Regions from separate parts of the Homo sapiens genome. Here region 1 is linked to region 2. A link is an interaction called in ENCODE POLR2A ChIA-PET data of the cell type or tissue named here. Cell type or tissue: GM12878. All regions are shown on one strand. Links, peaks and the distances in the headings refer to the core of each region. The heading gives the core; the rest is flanking DNA.

What was found. ChIA-PET counts read pairs that join two places held together with the same protein. Peaks named below come from ENCODE experiments on the same cell type or tissue, not always from the same donor. Only the 100,000 strongest peaks of a DNase experiment are listed, where the experiment ranks them.
Region 1: POLR2A ChIA-PET joins it to region 2 with 6 read pairs; 3 of 35 experiments call an interaction of 5 or more read pairs at or near these places.

Annotation. Positions count from the first base shown.
Region 1 is chr9:100,207,552-100,212,939 of GRCh38, forward strand. The region is part of intron 3 of INVS (inversin); the gene reads left to right. Among named protein-coding and RNA genes, the nearest start is that of INVS, 110 kb to the left of the region's middle. RefSeq lists an enhancer at 2,489-2,538. In GM12878, for the core only: no CTCF peak of the experiment used is centred there; a DNase peak (open chromatin) is centred at 2,640; H3K4me3 peaks cover 556 bases; H3K27ac peaks cover 365 bases.
Region 2 is chr9:100,146,807-100,152,194 of GRCh38, forward strand. All of the region lies in intron 3 of INVS (inversin), which reads left to right. Among named protein-coding and RNA genes, the nearest start is that of INVS, 50 kb to the left of the region's middle. In GM12878, for the core only: no CTCF peak of the experiment used is centred there; no DNase peak of the experiment used is centred there.

The DNA of each region.
Region 1 (5,388 bases), core at 113-5,112, 61 kb after region 2:
CAAAGTGCTGGGATTATAGGTGTGACCCACTGTGCACAGCTGCACAAGTTATTTTTAAAACCACTGCTTATTTAAGATATACAGTTAGATGTATACTTAGATGAAAACTATGCAAATCCTCTCTCTTTTTAAACAAAAAAACTAAAAAGGATTAGAAGAGTTTTCACAGAAATGCTAGCAGAGCTTGTGTTAGGCTTAGGGTAATAAAATTGTTGGTAACCTTTTTTCTTACTTTGTTTTCCCAATTTTTAATAGTTTTTCAAAATTTTCAATATATGTAAAGCATAAAATTTCTAATTTTTGAATGTGTTTCTAAAATTTATGTTTGTTTATTTCCATTTGGTCCACAAAGGGCTTGAGGGAGATACTAAAATATTGATTTCAGAATTGTAGTGTGCTTGCACTTGAAAGAATAGTTAGATTACAGTTAAAACATAGCTATAACAAACAGGACATCTACCCTGGCATAAACTACAGATTGACACAACTAAAATAGTCTTTAATCTGCAAATCTTTATTCCTCACTTCAGCCACCAAGCTGTAGCATTATGCTTTCTCAACTCGGTTGCTTCTCTTAGTTTCAAATAAAAAGGTCTAAAATGGTGGCAGACAGATGAAGAGCAGTATAGAGTTCAGGGATTGACTTGCAGATGGAGGTATGTTTTGATATAATTTTTTAAAGATGGCTAAATTTGAAACTAGAAGATACAATTTTGAATTCAAGCACTCACTGTGAGGATTTAGGCTACCATTTTGAAAATGGATAATAGTTACTAAGTCAGATTACTAGTTATGGTCAGCATTTGATTAAACCCTTTAATGCATGGTCTGAATGAGGTTCATTAAAGGTTTTTTAGTATAATCGAATTTACTTACACATTTGTCTGTATATTTGTCTTTTCCCACCATCTAAGAAATCCCATCCATAGTGTGGAACTGAAGTAGAGAAGGCAAAAGATGGATTCAATCAGTTGTTTGAAACAGGTCCCCCAAAGGCACACATCTTCGCAGAGTAGGTGAATTGATTTTTCTAAACTGCATGCTAGGATCAATAAAACTAAGGTACATTGTTGGAAAACTAAAGATGGAGCCTACAAGACTTGGGGTGCTTCAAAGGAACCAGGAGTTAAACAAAATTTGTTGCATTTAGCTTCTGAGTTTAATATTAAAATATGATGTTTTAATAACTTTGCTTGCAGTGTCACTGAGAAGGCTGGTCAGGGTCAGTAAGAAGAACAGGCTACACAGATTATCATGGACATCAAACAATGAGAACATTAGGAGCAAATGAAAGCTGTTTTGTTTACAGATACTACTTTTATGATGAGAGGAGAGCAATGATGGTATCTGAGAAAGAAACCAATATTTGTTGAGTACTCGCTGTGCACTGGTCACTTTTTTTTCTTTTTTACCAATGGGAAATCTGAGGCTTTGAGAAGTAACTTGCTCACAGTTATTAATAATATAGCCAATGAAGTGCCCAGATCTGACTGGTTCCAAAATCCATTCTCATTTTATTACACCGTACTGCCTCCCCATGGAGTAGCATTTTTGGATCCCCTAAAGCGAACATCAATATGCTAGGAAAATGAATTACTTGTGCAGTATTGGGAAAAAGGAAATGGATGTAAAAACTGTTACCCTGTGGTTAAGGAAAATAAAAATTATTAGAAATTAAGTCATTGTTGAGTCAGTTAGAATAAAAAACATTTAGTTTTGAAGTAGCTATAGGGAGCAGGTCTTCTGCCTTTTAGAATTAGAATCATAGAGTCAAAGGACATTAAGCTGGGTGGGCTTTAGATCAGAATCCACCCTCCTTATTTTTCATGTGGGAGGAAACAGAGGCTAGGAAAAATTCAGTGATTTGCCTTTGGGTGTGGGAGTGTTCTGGCTGAGACCTCTCTCATGTCCCTCCCTTACTTAAATCCTTCAGTACTGGCCGGGTGCAGTGGCTCATGCCTGTAATCCCAGCACTTTGGGAGGCCAAGGCGGGAGGATCACAAGGTCAGGAGATCGAGACCATCCTGGCTAACACAGTGAAACCCTGTCTCTACTAAAAATACAAAAAATTAGCCGGGCGTGGTGGTGGGCGCCTGTAGTCCCAGCTACTCAGGAGGCTGAGGCAGAAGAATGGCATGAACCTGGAAGGCAGAGCTTGCAGTGAGCCGAGATCGCGCCACTGCACTCCAGCCTGGGCAACAGAACGAGACTCCGTCTCAAAAAAAAAAAAAAAAAAAAAAAAAATCCTTCAGTACTGCTTCAGAAGACTGAAAGGAAAAGCCCAAACTCCTTGACCCTGCACTTTTCGTCATCGAGTTCTTGCTTATCTTTTGGGCTTCAGTGTCCTGTGTCTCCAGTTCTACTCTATCCTCAGACATACTGTGTTTTTAAAGCTTTCATTCTAGTCACCTCTTTTTCATCCTCCACACACAATGCCGTCGCACATTCAGCTTCCTTCCTACTTTAAGCTGGCTTAATTGCATATACTTTCAACATGCAGCTCAGGCACTGTTTTCTCCAATAAGCTTCTACTGACCCCTCAAGGCTGGGTTAGGTGCCCCTCTACAGAGTTCTTACTACCGTGTGTCCTTACCTCTATCATAGAACTGATCTCATTGTATGACAGCAGTGAATAGCATTGCATATGGTTTCACTTTCTATTACGGTCAAAGGGAGGGATAGTGTGGGGGTTATTGGAGCATGTAATAAGTGGATCCAAGAGACATGATATACACAACTTACTAATGTTGGCTTCAGAATATGCATATAGGAGGAGCTTATGGGGACAAATTGATTGGAAGGAGTGGGAGTAAGATTTGAAGCTGTCTTTATATAGCACTTTACATAAAATTCAGAAAATACTTATTGCCCTCCATATCAAAGAAATTGGGAGCAGGAACAAGATGGAGACATTGAGGAGTGTCAAAGTGTTAGTAATCCTAAGTTAAGATCCTGTTCAACTGCCATCTCTTTCATGAAGTCATTCTGTTCTAACCCCTTCCCCTCTTCACAAGGACATCTTGGGGAAGTCACAAGGAATGACTTTTAAGTACATCATCTATCCTGTCTTTGTGTTCTGTTTTTGTATCCTTTTTGTGCATTTACCCTTCCTTGCTTATAATTTTGCATTGCATACAAGCGTACATCTGTATAAAGCTTCCCCAACTCTTAGCATGGAGTCTGATACAGAGTAATTACATCAAAAATAACCATTGAATGTTGAATGAATGGTTTAATTAGGTCAGTGCTTCTCAATCCCGGTTGCATTTTTGAATCACCTACCGAAAATTTAAGAAATATTAATTCCAAAGTCCCAGAAATTCTGATTTTGTTGATCTAGGATGGGAACAGACTTTTTTTTTAAGCTCCTAAGGATTGAGAACTCCTAGATTAGGTTCTTTGTTTCAACAGTGGTTCTCAAAGTTTAGGATTCTAGACCAGCAGCAGCAGCACTTCCCAGAAACTTGCTACAAAATGCAGATTCTTGGCCCCTACACCAGTGAATGACAAACTCTGCGGGAGGGCCTATGTGTTTTCAAGCCCTCCAGACGATCTTGATGCATGCTAGAGTTTGAGAACTTCTTTTGCTAGAGTTTAAGACAAAAAAAAAATGTTGTCCTTAAATAAAATACCAACTGTGAGAAACCAAATATACTTTATAATCATCCTAAAAGGTTGTACCAATTTAAAGCACCACTCTAAATAAATCAGAGTACCTCACAAGCACAACAGAATTATCCTTGTGGAAATAAGCATCCCAGCATTTTATAACTTTTTTCAATATTTATTTTTGGTTAGTTTCCTATATATAAAAGGCTCTCCAATGAAGGCATTAATTTTCATAATAATCTAAATAAAATAGGCTATATTAGTCAGGAAGAGCACCTGAAAAATCTGGCATTGGATAAGGAAGCCTCAGAGTCAAGAATACCTTTCCATAATTTCCTCTCATAGAGAAAAGCCTTTTTTTGACAGTAACATTTTCTCCTTCTCTCATTTGTGCTGTTTGACTCCGTGCCACTTGATAGCTCTGTCTATTCCTATGGAAACCAAGTTAGTGGATGGAGCCAAGGCTTGGAGAAGGCATTGGGGGGAAATATTAGAAGAGTTCAGCCTTAGAGCAACTAAAGATGTTGCCTTTCCCTCAGTCAAATCCTCTTTGAGAGCCAGAACTATTTCAAGCCAGAGAGATGTTCTTGGCTGATGTATTGTCTAGCTGCTCTGCCAGATGGATGAACATCTTAAACTTGGAAAATAGCAAATAAAGCTCCTATTCTGTCTTTGGAGCACATTCTTAGCCTTTGCTTACAGAATTGTCAAATAACTAAAAAATATATTTTTAAAGATTTGCTTAAGATGGCAGGTTAGTGATGTGGTTCTCATCATATTTGTTAAGTACTTAGAAATTTTAGCAATAAAACACAGAATTAAGCCTTGACAATCAGAAGTTTAAGTAAAGAGGAAGAATGTCGGTCAGTGGAAAAAGCAATGCAGATTTCATTTTATTTCTGTAGCTCAGTGAATTTATGTCTTTCATGAGTTGATTGCTGTAACTGTTTGCTTCCCTATAAAATCACTTTAAAGACTAAGCAACCAGAGTACAAACAGACATCTAAATCAACTGAAATAAGAAAATTATCTAAGCATACAAGAAGGCATTCTCCTTTCTAATCCATTTCTGCTCTACATTTTATATGGCACTGGTAGCTAACTCATGATTGCATTGTACTGAGCCATTTATGTGGATATTTATATTATGTTTATATTTCAAGAAGGGTGTAGAGATTCATATTTCCAATTTATATTCTTTGATTTATGTCAGAAAATTAATGTCTTCTGAGAAAACAGTTGAGACAACTATTAATATAGATGCCTCATAAATCTATATCTTGAATCTAGCCATCTCTTCTAATGTTCAGGTCTATATGTATCTGCCCCTCCCCAACAACCTTTTCTTTTTGCTAGACCTCTCTGCATAGATTCCCTTCAGGTGCCTCAAACTCCACTTTAGAAAAAAAAAACAGAACTCAAAAATTTTTATCCCTAACCCTATTTTTTTCTCCCATCTCTTCAGTTGTTGGTAACACCCTCTATCTGGTAGCCATTCAGGAATCTTCTTATGTATTTCACTGATCTCTTCCCTTATTTCCATTTAGCTCTCAACATTTCTATTGTGGGTTGCTGTAATAACCCCCTTACTGCTCTGCTTGCCTAAAGATTTTTTCCCCTCAAATCAGTGCTTCACATAACCTCCAGTGTCTTTTCTAAAAACACAAATCCAGTCATGTCATTTCCTTCTTAAATCTTCTCTTTTTCCTGTCTTAGTTTGCTTGGCCTTCTATAACAAAAATACTTTAGACTGGATGGCTGGAACAACAGACATTTATT
Region 2 (5,388 bases), core at 150-5,149:
TTTCTGTTGTGTGTATATACCGCAATTTATTTATTCCTTCATCCAAGTGCTGTTTCCACTATTGTGAATAGTGCTTCCGTCAACGTAGGTGTACATATACTTGTTTGAGTACCTGTTTTCAATTCCTTCATTTGATTGTCCTTCATCAACTTATGGTACTGTATTCTTTTAGTCACTGGAGTTTAAAAACTGCATGGCATGTAGTAGGTGCTAAATATATGTTGGTTGAATGGATTTATTAAATTAATGTGTTGAATTGTTATCATTCTCTTCTTTCCCCTTTACCTCTTCTGTCTAATCACATGTTAATTCAATTATAGACTTAACTCTGCCACAAACTGTATAACATTGGGCAAAACACAACTATATGCTTAGTTTTATATGCTTAGTCTTCTGTAGACCTCTATAGGCCCTCTACATACTCAGTCTTCTGTAAAATGACTTTCTTGAACCACAAACATAAAGTCAAAGACAACCTGGGAAATACATCTTCACTTACAACAGAGGGCAAATATGAATTGCTCCTTGGAATTGGTAAGCAACCTAGAGAAAAATCAGCAGTCAGTTTACATTAAAAGAAATTCAAATGACCCTCAAGCATATGAAAATATGTTCAAATATACGTATAAAAGTCATGCAGATTAAAACTGTGCTAAAATATTTTTTCTCACCTATTGCCTCATTGTGTTGGTGAGGCTGTGGATAAATAAGTTTTTTCATACTCTGCTCCTGGGATAGTTATCTAAATTGCAAATGCATATACCCTTTGACCAGGCAATTCCATTTCTGGTAATTTATCCTAAAAATAAGCCTGCACAAGTGAAAAATGATATATATAGAAGGTTTTTTATGGCAGCAATATTTACAAAAACAAGGTTGGAAGCAACCCAAATGCCCATCAAAAGGAATCTGGTTTAAAAAATATGGTACATTTATACAATGGAAAACTAGGGAACTGTGAAAAGAATGACGATGGTGTCTATTAAAATGAAAATACCTTCAAGATGTATTGTTAAGTGAATAAGAGATGGGTTAAAAATAAGAGTATGTAAAATTAAGACTATAAATTGCTAAGAAAATTTAAAAAATAAACAAGGCCAGGTGTCATGGCTTACACCTGTAATCCCAGTAATTTGGGAGGCCAAAACAGGGGGATTGCTTGAAGCCAGAAGTTTGAGACCAGTCTGGGCAACAAAGCAAGACCCTGTCTCTACAAAAAAAAAAAAAAAAAAAAATTTAGCCGGCCATGGCAACGTGCACCTGTAATCCCAGCTTCTCAGGAGGTTAAGTCCAGGAGTTTGAGGCTGTAGTGAGCTATGATTGTGCCACTACCCTCTAGCCTGGACAACAGAGTGAGACCGTGTCTCTAAAAAAAACAGAAATAAAAAACCAAAAAGGTTAAGAATATAAAAACTTTCTAAAGACATATAAGAAACTAATAAAATAATTTATCCAGAGTGAGGGTAGAGGAAGGAATGATGCAGACTAGAGCAGAAGTAGGAGAAAGCTTTTATTATGTACCTCTTTATATTATTTTTTGAACCATCTGAATGCATTTTATGCAAAAATTTTAAGGTAAAAGTAAATTATTTTAAAAATGATGGCAGCAAAAAGGTTAATAGAAATAGACATGTTTGAGCAAGACTGGGAAATGGCAGAAAATTCCAAGGGAAAGAGATAGACATAAGGTAACTTCAAGTTTACAAAGGATATAATGCCATAGGCAACAAGCACCAGACAAATTACTCTAGTGCAAAGAAAAGTAATTAAACTGTGCAGCAACATTTAAACAGCTGAAGCATAAGTAAAATATTAGCACAGGAGAAGAGGCAGTAGAAGAATTAGATTTTATGTTTAACACATTAAAATGAAAAGATTTTAATTAAAGCTGTTATTTAAAGCTACAAAAACATTTTAAATGAAGAATATATATTGTAAATCACATCCATTCTTTATATATTCTCGACCTCTACTTCAGTCTTTCTATAAAACCAACACATGTACATTCCATCCATGTCAAGAAAAGTCATTTTTTATCTTAGTGACTTACATGGTGCAACATATGTATGAAAACAACTTTAGATCTGGGATTTGACTGTGTTATGTAAATGAACTAATATTGTTAAAGTGACAGTAGAACTCCCATAATCTTGTCTGAAGGTAACAGACTGCCATGTATCAAATATTGTCATTGTTTTTCTTCAACTCTTTTTGTTATATAGGTAAGACATGTTCACTGTAGCAAAAAAAAAAAAAATGGGTTTTGTGCCATTACTCATACCTTTTGCTTTAGTTAGTTAAACATTTTCAGTGGATACTACTAGGCATCTCTGTGGCTGTATCCACTCATTAGTCCATTTTAAAACAATTTAATAAGTGCCCATTCTACCACAAGCTATGTAGCGAATGGGTATCTGAAGAGTAAGCAAGTAGTGATAGTTTATGAGTTTTTGACTGTTGGTATGCTTCCAAAAGAAGGCACCAAAAGACATTTGTGATGCCCACATTACTTAGAAATGTAGGGAAATCTTAGTATTTGAAACTCTTATGTCCTAGAATCTTAAGAAACCTCTGGATTGAGATGGTGATGTTAGGCAGCTCTTGCAGTTGACTTCAATGCTAGCTAGGCTACTTTCTCCAAGCAGTGAGAAAGTCCTAAAGAGTCTTGCTTCATTTTATTCCAACTTCTGGAGTTTTTAAACCAGCATTGTTTGTGTTCTTCCATATGTAGAAACTATCTCTAAACCTATCCTCTCATTTTCCAGTTTAGAAGGTGCTTTCAGATATTTAGGATCTTATTAGTTACTTTCAAATTAGTATTCCAATCAAAACGAGTTGAAATAAAAACCTGTCTGTCCTTTAACACTTTGATTATAGTTTATGTACTTCTATTTACATGGGTAAAATGTATAGTCACTAGGAATAACATGTCAACACATCTTGATTGAAATCGCCACTTTGAATTTTTCTATCATGTTTCTAGTATGAAAAAAAACTTCATTTAGCTTCATAGTAGCTTCATAGCAGTTGGAATAGTTGTATATTATGTGTTTTCTGTATACATAAACTGAACTATAATTTGAAAAAGTTCTTCAAGGTCACCTTGTCACTTGCAGAGTGACAAATTATCCTGATTTGCTGATTCTCATCTTAGTGTTCCTGATACTGCTGCACTGGGAGAAAATTTACATACTTTCCTAAAGCTTACTTTCTCAGACTTCTTGTTCTTCTGGCCTTGAGTAATTCCCAGATCCAGTTTTCCTGTCAAACCTCCAAAGAAGTACTGAAGGGTTTCTTTCTCATAGGTCAGATTCAGGATTTGAACCCAAAGCTTCTTTCTTTAAATACACTGTTTTTTCTTTATCATACCTCTCAAACATAGTAGAGCAGCCTTGAAGATTTTGTTTTAAAATCTACATGGCTGTGGAATTTTGTTTTAAATATGATTATGTTTCCTACAATCATCTTCATTTTCTAATCATCTTCATCTCTTCTCTGACTCCCATTTTTACCAAGTCATGAAAATACAAGCATCTGCTTTCCATGAATAGATCAGAGATCTCACAAGCCTAGATTCCCATGGAAACCAATCAAAAACTAAAAGGAAAAGAAAGAGTATATATTGAATTTCGATGAAACCTACAGCTTGTTTTTCATTAGACTCATGCTGGTTTCTTTTAAACTCTGGGCACAGGGCCAGCAAATATTTTTATGGCTGGTAAAAAGGGACTTCAAATCCATTTACTTTCATTTAACCGTTTAAAAATTAATTTTGTATATAACATCAATTCTAAAGAAAATTTGAGCATTAATTTTCTAATTACCTTATGTCATAGGGCCATTATTTGTTTATGTAATTTCCTCTTCTTGTTTTTTCTCCTACCCATAGTTTATGACTCATAAAAGGATGAGAGGGAATCAGGATGATTATTATTCCTATAGTGTGAATATTGTCAACACTTGGGCACGACATTTTTCCTATGACCAATCATAGGACCAATAAAGGAGGTCTCTTTGTACCTCCTTTAGCTGTTAAGCTTTCACAAGGTGCAAATGATCATTTACAAATGTGACAACAGATGATAACTAAAATGCCAAAGTGAGGGGGATTAAGAGAACCAGAGAGGGGATGGCTGGGGAGGACAGGTTGTAATTTTAAATTAAGCAATCAAAATAGTATTCAGTGAGACAGGTTGTAATTTTAAATTAAGCAATCAAAATAGTATTCAGTGAGATGGTGACATGTGAAGCAAGACTTAAAGGAGGTGAGAACTTTAGCCATGTGAACACCTGAGGGAAGAGCATTCATTCCAGGCAGAAGAAACAGTCAGAACAAAGGCCTTCAGATGGGAGCATGCCTAGAATTTTTGCAAAATAACAAGAAAATTAGTATAAATTAGTCTTCATGCCTTTAATCCCAGCACTTTGGGAGACCAAGGCGGGAGGGTCACTTGAGCCCAAGAGTTTGAGACCAGCCTGGTCAACATAGGGAGACTCCATCTCTACAAAAAAATTTTTAAAAATTCGCCAGGCATGGTGGTGCATGCCTGTGGTCCTAGCCACTCAGGAGGCTGAGATGGGAGTATCACTTGAGTCCAGGAGGTTGAGGCTGCAGTAAGCCATAATCACACCACTGCATTCCAGCCTGGACAACAGAGTGAGACCCTGTCTAAAAAAATAATAATAAATATATATATACCTTATAATGAATGAGCAAAAGGAAAGCGCTAAGAGATGAAGAAAGAGAAAGAATGGTGGCCTGATCCTGTAGGGCCTTATAGGCCATTGTCAAGAATATGTTTTCACTCTGAATGAGATGAGGAGGGTTTGAGGAAAGACGTGACATGGTCTGACTTATGTATTTATAAAAGAATCATTCTGGCCAAGTGAAGACATTTTCCTCCAGTTTTAGTACTATCTATTCCTTCACCCATTCCTCATATAATATGCTTTCAAGTTTCCTTCTCATCCTGATCATTTTCACCAGATATGCACATATTTGTCTAAATTCCCTTGAAAATGTGATACCTACAACAGAATACAATGCCAGTCTGATGAGCTCAGAGTGTTACATGACTATAACTGTTGACATTTTAGCAACAAAATACAGCTGATTCATATTTAAGATTTTTCAAATAAAAACTCTAAATCTGCTTTATACTTACAACTGCCTAAACTACGTCCTATATTAATATGGCCGTGGTTGTTGGACCCAAAGGCAGCATCTTATTGTATCCATATTTTGAACTTTCCCAGACATACTTAGGTAAAATTGACCATTGTATCCTTTGTTCCTCCAGTACCTTGTGTACTCAACCACTGTTATACCACCTTTTACACTGAAATATATTTATTTGTTTACATGTTTTATTTCTCCACAGATGATGA